2 separate regions of the Mus musculus genome follow, and region 1 is linked to region 2. The links are chromatin loops, found by intact Hi-C in ENCODE. Cell type or tissue: left cerebral cortex. All regions are shown on one strand.

Evidence for each region. Peaks named below come from ENCODE experiments on the same cell type or tissue, not always from the same donor. Only the 100,000 strongest peaks of a DNase experiment are listed, where the experiment ranks them.
Region 1: it touches region 2 in a loop (3.0-fold over the local background); 2 of 42 quality-filtered maps call a loop at or near these places.

The regions. Positions count from the first base shown.
Region 1 is chr1:119,084,670-119,089,669 of GRCm38, forward strand. No RefSeq gene overlaps it. Among named protein-coding and RNA genes, the nearest start is that of Gli2, 34 kb to the left of the region's middle. In left cerebral cortex, a CTCF peak has its summit at 3,053 (motif pointing right); a DNase peak (open chromatin) is centred at 3,067.
Region 2 is chr1:119,523,252-119,528,251 of GRCm38, forward strand. Tmem185b (transmembrane protein 185B) reads left to right here and starts at 2,903. Exons shown (of 1, transcript NM_146103.2): 1 at 2,903-5,000. The coding sequence starts at 3,260. The coding sequence ends at 4,312. In left cerebral cortex, a CTCF peak has its summit at 1,889; DNase peaks (open chromatin) are centred at 1,999, 2,204, 2,927 and 3,093; H3K4me3 peaks cover 1,734 bases; H3K27ac peaks cover 1,040 bases.

The DNA of each region.
Region 1 (5,000 bases), 440 kb before region 2:
GAGTCTCCAGGGTAGCCATGGGTAACCTTTGGATTTGTGGTCCTCTTGCCTCTGCGCCCCGAATGTTGGGATTACAGTACGGGAATACCTTAGGCCAACCCGAGTTAGGAAAGGGAGGCAGAGTCTCCAGTTCTGAGATGCTGCAGGAAGGAGTACAGTGAGTTCACACTTGGGAATGAATTGCTCGCATATGATACAGGCGAAGAAGTTTGACAGATTAAGGTCCCTATTAAGGCCCACCAGTGGCGGTGGGCATGCAGCATCCGTAGGGAACAGCGTGTAGGTGTCTCACTGATGGGACTCTGTTGTGGCAAGGCCCATGGGGACCCCTCCCATGTGGCAAGGACCTGTGGTGAATTTGGAGGCCTCTATGCTTAGTACCTAGATTGCGTGTGTTTCGAGCTCTCCTTGCTCGCCCTATGCTGTCTACACTCAGTGATACTTAGTTCCACTTTGCTGATCATGGGCAAGGCTGGGACCTCACAGGCTGAAAGCCCTGGGGATGATTCTGTGTCTGTTGCAATACTCTTTTGAGGGATAAAACCTTCCTCTCCTCTCCTCTCCTCCCCTCCCCTCCCCTCCCCTCCCCTCCCCTCCCCTCCCCTCCCCTCCCCTCCCCTCTCCTCTCTCTACCTCTATTGATCCTCCAGATGTGACCACCAATCTTGGGTAGTTTGGGACACGTCCCTAGAGAAACAGCTACAGTCACAGAGTAAGCCTGCTTGTAGTACTTGTGGGGAACTACATAACTGCTTGCTTAACTGTTCCGAGGAAGGTATGTCTGATCAACAGAGACTTTAAAAATGGGTGAGCTGCGTCTGATCAATAGACAATTTAAAAAATGCCTCTTGGCAAGATGGAATCAGAAACTGACACCTGCATATCAGGAAAGGTTTGATACAACGAGCATGTCTCTGCCTGCAATTTAAAAAGCCCCAGAGGACAAAAGACTGCCTTTGGAAAAAGAGGAGGCAGGGGTGGCCTATAGGCAAATAGCAGTTTATAAAGGTAAAGGGTGGGAAACCCCAAGTTAGGATGAGGTGTTTAATTTAATTGGGCATGTTAATTAGGTGAGCCAAAGGGGGCTTCTGATTGCTGGACTTCAGTACTTTAATAGCTGGACCTTGGTAGTCAGCCTCAGGAGGGGAAAGTGGCCAAATGAGGGAATAGACCTTGGTGGCTAGCTTTAGGAATGCAACCTAATGGGTTTTTAGCAAGGCAAGGGGGACAAGAGAGGCTGGCAAGGCCTGCCAGAGCAGCACTAGCCGCTCTTACCACATACTCGCCACGCCCTAGCCACGCCCAGCCACGCCCACGACACAAGCTCACCCTTCTACCATTTGCATTTCACTCTTTCTGCTTCTTGCTTTCAGTTCAGGCTATGACCACTCAGCGGCTGCTCCTTCTGCCATGTCTGCCTCTTGTTGCCACGCTCTGGGCAACGGTTGAACTCTGAATCTCTGAGCTGAAATAAACCGTCTCTTCCTAAAGTTGCCTTTGGTCATGATGTTTTCTCACAGTAACAGAAAAGTAAGTAATCTGGACACTCACCCAGGCTCCAGATGAGAGCACAGGCGACCGGCTCGGTGGTTTGCATCCTGTAAGACCCCGAGTAGAGGACCTGTGTGCCTGCATGGGCACCCTGCATGTGCCTGGTGCCTTGGAGGCTGAAAGAGGGCATCAGAGCCCCTGGAACTGGAGTTAAAGATGGTTGTGTGTCATCACATGGGTGCTGGGAACAGAACCCTGGTCCTCTCTGCAAGAGCAGCAAGTGCTCTTAACCACGGAGCCCTCTCTCTAGGCCTTTAATTGCTCTTTAAGTACACACAACAATGCCTTTTGGGAATTTCATAGTGGCTGGGCCCTGTTTCCACAGTCAGCTTTAGTCTCATGAACTTCTGATCCTCCTGTGTCTCAGCATTTACTACTATGCCTGGCAGTTTTGCTACGTTCCTTTAAATCTGTCTGTCTGTCTGTCATCTATCTATCTATCTATCTATCTATCTATCTATCTATCTATCTATCTATTGTTGGGGGAGGGGCGTGTGTGCATGCTGGGCTTGCCTGTGGAGCTCAGAGACTAGCTTTCTGCAGCCAGTTCTCTTTCGTGGTTGGTTCTTGGCCCTGATCTCAGCTCATCAGTCTTGTGGGACAGACTTCAGTTTTGTTTTGCTTTTTTAAATTTCACCTGTGTGAGTGTTTTGCTGATGTGTATTTATATGCATGCCCTGGCACTGGAATCACAGATGTAGTGTGCTGCGATATGGGTGCAGGAAATGGAACCTGGGTCCTCTGTTACAGCTGCCACTGGGAATTACTGCTGAGCATCTCTCCAGTCTCCAAAACAAGCGTCTTTACCTACTGAGTCATCTCTCCAGTCTGAGCCTTAGACTCCTAACTACCCCAAGAGAAGCTCAAGGTTCACTCCTGATAGCATCCTTTCCATCCCGCCCCAGGCCGAGGCAGCCACTTCTGCCGTCTCTGGCCATTTCCTGTGAATGAATCGGAGCCTGCAAGGTCCTCTGAGACTAGATCCTGTCACTCAGGGAGCCATCCCGAGTGCTTCAGGATGCAGCTCTCTGGAGCTGACACCCACACTGGGGTGGGCTTTTTTTTTTTTTTTTTTTTTTTTTGTGATGAGACTGTCTTTGAGTCATTCATGCTCAAAAGTAACTCATGTTCTGTGAGCCCAATAAACTCACTGGTTCACTAGTCTGGACTTGGGAAGAATTCTCTCTTTGGTCTGTCATTGGTCACATCTCTCTAGGAAAAGTCCAACAGTGAACAGTTCACTGGCACTACCAAAGACAGACTTTCCCCGGGCTCCTCCAGTGATCTGCCAACCCTCATTTTCAGTGAGCAGGACTGTGGGTAAGGAAAGGGCCCTTGTGAGCAGGAGGATATTTCAGTATGGTAGAGAGCTTGTTGTATCATGTGATGACCTGAGTTTTATTCCCAGGACCCACATGATAGAGGGAGAAAACTGACTCCAGCAAGCTGTGCTCTGGCCTCCATACATACGTACCCAGGGGAACTGTAATGTGCATCTTATCCACCAGGTGGCGATCTAATGCCACAAAAAGGCTATCTGGGCTCACAGCCATTCTTGAAAGGTCACATGGTTGCTGCTCATGTCACTGGCACTTTATAAAGATTCAGGTGTGCAGGTGGCCTGGGGCAGGAAATGCCCTGCTTCTCGCCCCTTCCTCTTTATTGTTCTTCCTTCTTTTTTGGAATTGCAATTGTGTGTGTGTGGCAGGGGGGAGCTCCCATGTGAGAGGCAAGCACCTGATACCTGAGTACACCCCAGTCCATTTCTGTGAGAATTTTTAAAAAGTAAAAACGTTCCTATCATTTGCCACTTTTTTTAAAAGATGGGAGTTCTCTGTGTAGCCCAGGTTAGCTCCCAACTCCAGTTTCTCCTGCTTCCATGTCCAAAGTCCTAGAGCGTGACAGGGTGCCTGGTTGAATATTTCATTTCTTTGAGATTTATATATTTTATGATTTTAAGTGTATGAGCGTTTTGTCCGCATGAAAGTCTGTGAATCATGTGTGTGCCTGGTGCCCAAGGTATCAGATCTGTGGGGCTGGAGTTACAGTTGTGAGCTGCCTTGTGGGTGCTGAGGACTAAACCCTAGTCCTTTGGAAGAGCAGTCAGGCTCTTAAACATTGAACCATCTCTCCAGGCCTGGTTCAATACAAAAACAAAAAGCAAAAAACAAACAAACAAACAAAACACTTCTTTTCACTTTGCACAGTAGCTGACAGAAGGCAAGATACATGAGGAAAATGGTCAAACAAACAAGCAAAGAAATCCAATCATATAGCCACCGAAACATTTAAGAATGTACTTTCTCTCTCTTTAAAAGGTGGGGTCTCATGTAATCAGTCTTACCTATAACGCACTATGCAGCCAAGAATGATCTTAAATTCTGCTGTCCTCTTGTCTCTGTCTCCCTAGTGTTGGATTTACAGGCATGAAGCACTATGCTCGTTTTACACGGCGCTAGAGATGCAATCCAGGGCTTTGTGCAAGCTAGGCCAGTGCTCTCCCCACTGCGCCACATCCTTGGCCCTCAATTATTATTAGTCTTTTCATTTTTATATCAAGATCTGCGTCACATGCTCTGAACCCCACTGATTTGTGGAGTTGGCCATCATTCAAGGGATTTCAGTACTAGTGCAGAGCGGCAAAAAAGCCAGAGTAAGTGTGTGTGTGTGTGTGTGTGTGTGTGTGTGTGTGTGTGTGTGTGGTGCAAGACAAGGTCTGGTCCTCGGTACTGTGTGGAGCTTCCACTAAGTTCTATGATCCTCAGGGTCCCCGCGCTCTCCCTGTGGCTGCTGTGACACTGCCATGATCTGTCCTCTGTAATATCTCGGCCTTCAGGGTAGCCCTCCCTGAGGCCTTAGCCCTCGAGGAGATGGGAGGCACTGACGTAATTTTCCAGCTCCCCTTCTTTATCCAAGCAGGAGCATTCGAGTTCTCTTACCAATCAGCTTCTAGAATACAAAGGCCACTGGAGACCAAAGGTGGCTTCTCACGGGGTGGGCATGATTGTGAGTGTCTTGGGAATTTAGGATGAATTAGTTTTTGCCCTACAGAGAAGGTTGGGTACTGTAAAGAGGTGGCTTTGGTTTTGTGTGCACAGGGCCTCCCACCTGAAGGCTACAGGGACAGCAGGAATCTTATTTCACCCTCCAGTGTCCATCCTGGCTTGAGGAGGAGGACCACTTAGCACAAGCAGTCCCAGGCCTGAGGTCCTCCATCCCTAAGGGAGCAGGGTGGATAGGAAGACTGAGAACTCAGCCAATGTGTACATTTAGGAGGCTCTGGGGCCAGTTGGGAAAAGAGTCAAGGCGAGCTCCGGGATAGCCCAGAAATGGTCTGGGGCCTGCAGATGGATGGCAAGAGCAGCGGACAGGGTGGGAGGAGCTTGTCAGGGGGCGGGTCCGCGTCTCCCTGTGGTTCCTCCTGTTCAGGCTGAGACCTTGCCCCAAGA
Region 2 (5,000 bases):
AGGGTGGAGGGGTGGGGAGGGCTGCTGCTCAGTCTGTGTGTGTGTGGGGGGGGGGCGGAGCTGATGCTCAGTCCTGGGATGAGGGTGGGGGTGCTGCTCAGTTGGGTGGGTGGGGCAGGGCTGATGCTCAGTCCAGGCGGGCACAGTCACTTCAGCCTCACTAGTACTTTTGTTTCCTCACAGGCCTGCGTGGGCATGAGGCTGATAGATGACAAGGTCAGAGCAGCAGGACTGCTGGAAGCCCTAGGACAGTGGCACCTGTCCTTGTGGGAGGCGGCATCTAATTGATGCAGAGATAGCCGGTGACAATGGCCACTACAGCTGGGATCCCAGCACCAGGTTCTTATACACGACTCTCTTTGTCTGCACTTTGAGGAGGTTATCGTTTCTGTCTCAGATAGGACAGGACAGCCTTGGTAGCTTGCTACAGCATTGGGCCTCCTCCACCTCCACAATACGTAGAAAGGATGTGGGAGCTGGACCCTGCTGTTGTAGGCAGAGATGGGACTGTGCTCTGTTTAGGGACAGGAGCTGACAGAAAGAACCAGATGGACCATGGCTTCTCTGTGACATAGTAGATACGACTAAACTATATGGATCTGAAAAGGAACTTCCCAGGTTTGCAGTATTAGCTCAGAGCACGTTCAGCAAGGGCTGAGGCCTTGGAAAGATCCAGGCTTGAGCCAAAGGCTGGAAATGTGGCCAGGTGTCACCTGGAGTGGGGGTTGGGAAGAAGGCTCCATGCTGAAAGAATTTGTCCAGTGGAGTTTGAGGACCTGAGGGCAAATCCCAAGCAGTCACATCTGAAGCGGCTTCCGGTAAGTCCCGTGCTGGAGGACAGGGTGGGGGGACGTGGACGCTGGAGCTTGTTGGCCAACCTATGTCCAGGCCAGGAGAGATTTTGTTTCAAGGGACTAAGGTGAAGATTGGCAGATCAGGACTCCTGACACTCTCTGTCCCCTATAAACACACATCCTCTCCCCCAACACAAGGGGTCAGCAGGGGACTAGGTGAGTTCAGGAGAAACTCAGGTTAGACCGAGGGCTGAGACTGAGGCTGCCCAACACGGGTGGTGAGAGGAGGACACTATGTCAGGCCACATCTCAGGGGCTCCCCAAACTTTACAATACACTACTTCCTGTTCTCTGGGCTCAGTCTCCCAAAGCCACGCACCCTCAGAATAGGGAGGCCCATGTTGGTGGCCAGGGGTGCTACACCCCACACACTCCAGCACAGGAGCTATTTTAACATTCAGTTTGTATGCTAGCTTCAGGGTAGCTGTGCTGGGAAGAACGGCTCAGTGGATGAAGTACTTATCTAGCTGCCCCGCAGTCTGAGGAGCAGTTTGGTCTTCAACTTTGGTACAGAATCCATACAAAGCTAGACAGGCATGATAGCTCTCTACAATCCAGTCCTTCGGAAGCAGAGAAGAGATCCCCTGGGCAAACTGGTTGACACCTGATGTGAATTTCAAGCCTCTATGTGCATCTGCACACACACACACACACACACACACACACACACTTGAATGTGCAAACACATGCACACCACACACACACAAAGACCCTTTTCTACGGCAGCATTCTTTTTAAACGGTAGGAGCACCAAAAAAGCCAAGAAACTAAACTGATGCCCAGTAGGGGCCATCACTCCAATCGGCTCTGTAGAAACAGAGGGCCTGGACACTGGTTCACCTGTTGCAATTTCTGGGCTTGGGGGGCACTCTGCCGTCTGGCACTAATCTCCAGCAACCCTTATGCAACTCCTTGGTGCCCATCATGAATGAGGAAAGCCTGGGGCTTAGCAGCTGTCCCCACTTTTCTCTGGAAGGGCTGAAAGAAGAGGCAGTAGCGTCCGTGAAGGTTCTCTGCTTCCCCCTGGGAGCCCTATACTCCAACTGCAGAGATTGGCAGCCATCCATTTCCACCCCCTCATTTTCCTCTAATGGCCTAAGACTTTCATGCATTTTTATCCCACTTCAGGGAACCTGAAGGGCGAGGCCCCGGGGCTGAAAAGCAAGGACTAGCAACCAGGGCTCTGCTGAGCAAGGGTCAGAGAAGGGAGGAAAGAACCCTTTAGTTCTGCCCAGCAGGTCAGAAAAAAATAGTATCTAAACCACAAACCCATTGCAGCTTATCAGAGAGGGGGTGGGTTGGGATGGATTTGCTTCCCTTTTCAGCCGGTGGCTGGCAGGGTCTGGGGTACAACCAAAATTTCTTGACCCTTGCACCTTTTCCTAACATAGTTCTAAAAGAATCAGACTCATGCAGTGTCTGATAAATGAAAATGAGACTCAAGGTTGGGAGCCCTAAATCCAAGCCCTAATTCTGCCGCTAACCAGGCCTTCTCTGGGTCCAGTTTCTTCACTTGCTCCCTCAGGGAGCTGTTTCTGGCCTGGTGGGGCACCCTCCCAGGTACCCCTCCACCAGGTGACAAAGGGCAGAAGAGTATTGGTAAGCACCTAGGCGCTCCGCACCACCTTTTAGGGGCAGCCTGAGAATCGCTAGTGGCTCTGTGGAGTTTTGCCCTGGGCAGAGCCCTAACCCGTTGACTGCCTGCACCCCCCCCCCCCCCCGGCCTTCGCGCCGAACCCAGGGTCAAAGCCACTGCTCCTCGCGCGTCCTTCCATCCGTGCTGGGCAGTCACAGTTACCGGCGCGCTCTCAGACTCCCTTCGCTCGCCCGCCACCCGCCTTTGCCCGTGCACCCCCAGGCTCCGGGGCCAGACAACGCGCTGCTCTTGCCCTCCCCACTCGGAAAGACCCCAAACCCCTGCGGGGACCGGCTCGCCCTGCCCTCCGCCCAGCTCTGCTCCCACCGCTCTCCGACCCCGCCCCGTCCCGGGCCCCGCCCCCGAGCCTGCCGGGAGGATGTGAGCTCACTCCCTCCTCCATGTTCCGGCCTCCTCCAGGAAGCGTCCTCCGAAGGTCTCGGCCAGCTCACAGGCAGCGGGTCTGCGGGTCGCCGAGTCCGCAGCGCGCCAGGTCCCATCCGACTCCGCACGCAACGCGGCGTCGGCCTCGTGGCTGCGAAATGAAGGCAGACGGCGTGAGCATCCACTGAAGCCTGAGCTACGGGGTTGGGGCAGTGTCCCCGGCGTAGGCACCGTACCGTTCGCGGCCAGCGCACGCTGTGCCCTCGGCTCGCTTCCGGCCGGGCCACGTGACTGCTCGCACGTGTTCCGGCCCCTCGGAGCTGCGGTCTGGAGCCTCTAACACGCAGCGGGCGGATGCCCATCTAGAGGCAGTACAGCCTTCGCCATGAACCCCAGGGGCCTGTTCCAGGACTTCAACCCCAGTAAGTTCCTCATTTATGCCTGCTTGCTACTCTTCTCCGTGCTGCTGCCCCTGCGCCTGGACGGCATCATCCAGTGGAGCTACTGGGCAGTCTTCGCCCCCATCTGGCTGTGGAAGCTCCTGGTCATCGTGGGCGCCTCGGTGGGTGCGGGCGTGTGGGCCCGCAACCCACGCTACCGTACAGAGGGGGAAGCCTGCGTGGAATTCAAAGCCATGCTTATCGCCGTGGGCATCCACCTGCTACTACTCATGTTTGAGATACTAGTCTGCGACAGGGTGGAGAGGGGCACCCACTTTTGGCTGCTGGTCTTCATGCCACTCTTCTTCGTTTCCCCTGTGTCCGTGGCCGCCTGTGTCTGGGGCTTCCGACACGACAGGTCTTTGGAACTGGAGATCCTGTGCTCTGTCAACATCCTGCAGTTCATCTTCATCGCCCTGAGGCTGGACAGGATTATCCACTGGCCGTGGCTAGTGGTGTTCGTGCCCCTGTGGATCCTCATGTCATTCCTCTGCCTGGTAGTTCTCTATTACATCGTGTGGTCCCTCCTATTCCTGCGGTCCCTGGATGTGGTTGCAGAGCAGCGAAGAACACATGTGACCATGGCCATCAGCTGGATCACCATTGTCGTGCCCCTGCTCATTTTTGAGGTCCTGCTAGTTCACAGACTGGATGACCACAATACGTTCTCTTACATTTCCATTTTCATCCCGCTTTGGCTCTCATTACTGACTTTGATGGCTACAACGTTCAGGCGGAAAGGGGGCAATCATTGGTGGTTTGGGATTCGCAGGGATTTCTGTCAGTTTCTACTAGAAGTTTTTCCGTTTTTAAGAGAATATGGAAATATCTCTTACGATCTCCATCACGAAGACAGTGAAGATGCTGAAGACGCATCGGTGTCAGAAGCTCCGAAAATTGCTCCAATGTTTGGAAAGAAGGCGCGGGTAGTTATAACACAGAGCCCTGGGAAATATGTGCCTCCACCTCCCAAGTTAAACATTGATATGCCAGACTAAACTCACAGGCTGGGCCTTTCAGTGAAATAAGAACCATATACCCTTGAATTCCACTTTGCTTTTTTCTTGTGTTCATCCAGTCCTGGAATTGGAAACAGGTCCCCCTCATTTTACATCCACACTGAGACAGAAGTCTCTTGCAGTGGTCATTGTGTGCCGTAGGCAGAAGGGGGAAACTGTAGGACTGTGGGATGTGTACATAATGTGCAAGAGAACTTGCTTTCCAGGCCCACATCTTGTGAGCTAGCCAAAGGTGGTAAATCGAATTGTTTCTAGGCCTTCAAAAGACCTGAAAACTACATAGCTGTTTGTTTTAAAGTGCTACTTATGCCTACCAAAAGTATTGTTTAAAAAGTATTTTTATACACTGCTAGTCTAAAATTGTATTTTAGATTGCACCCATTGTGACAAAATGGCAAATGTACCAAATTGTCCCCTCCCACTGTTCCCTAAACCTCATTGTTGGTGTTTCTAGTGCTCCTACTGTTCAAATAGTTGTTTTCTGTGGGCTTTGCGGACACAGGTCTCTAGTATTCTAATAGATGAATTTTCTAATGGAGTGAATCTGCATATATTAGTATTTATATGAATGTTTTAGCAGTGTTATCTGTGTTGATTGTAGTTCTTGGCAGTAATGTATTGTGTTAAAGTATTTTTTTTTAAGTTTCTGTGTGAAGATATGTATTTA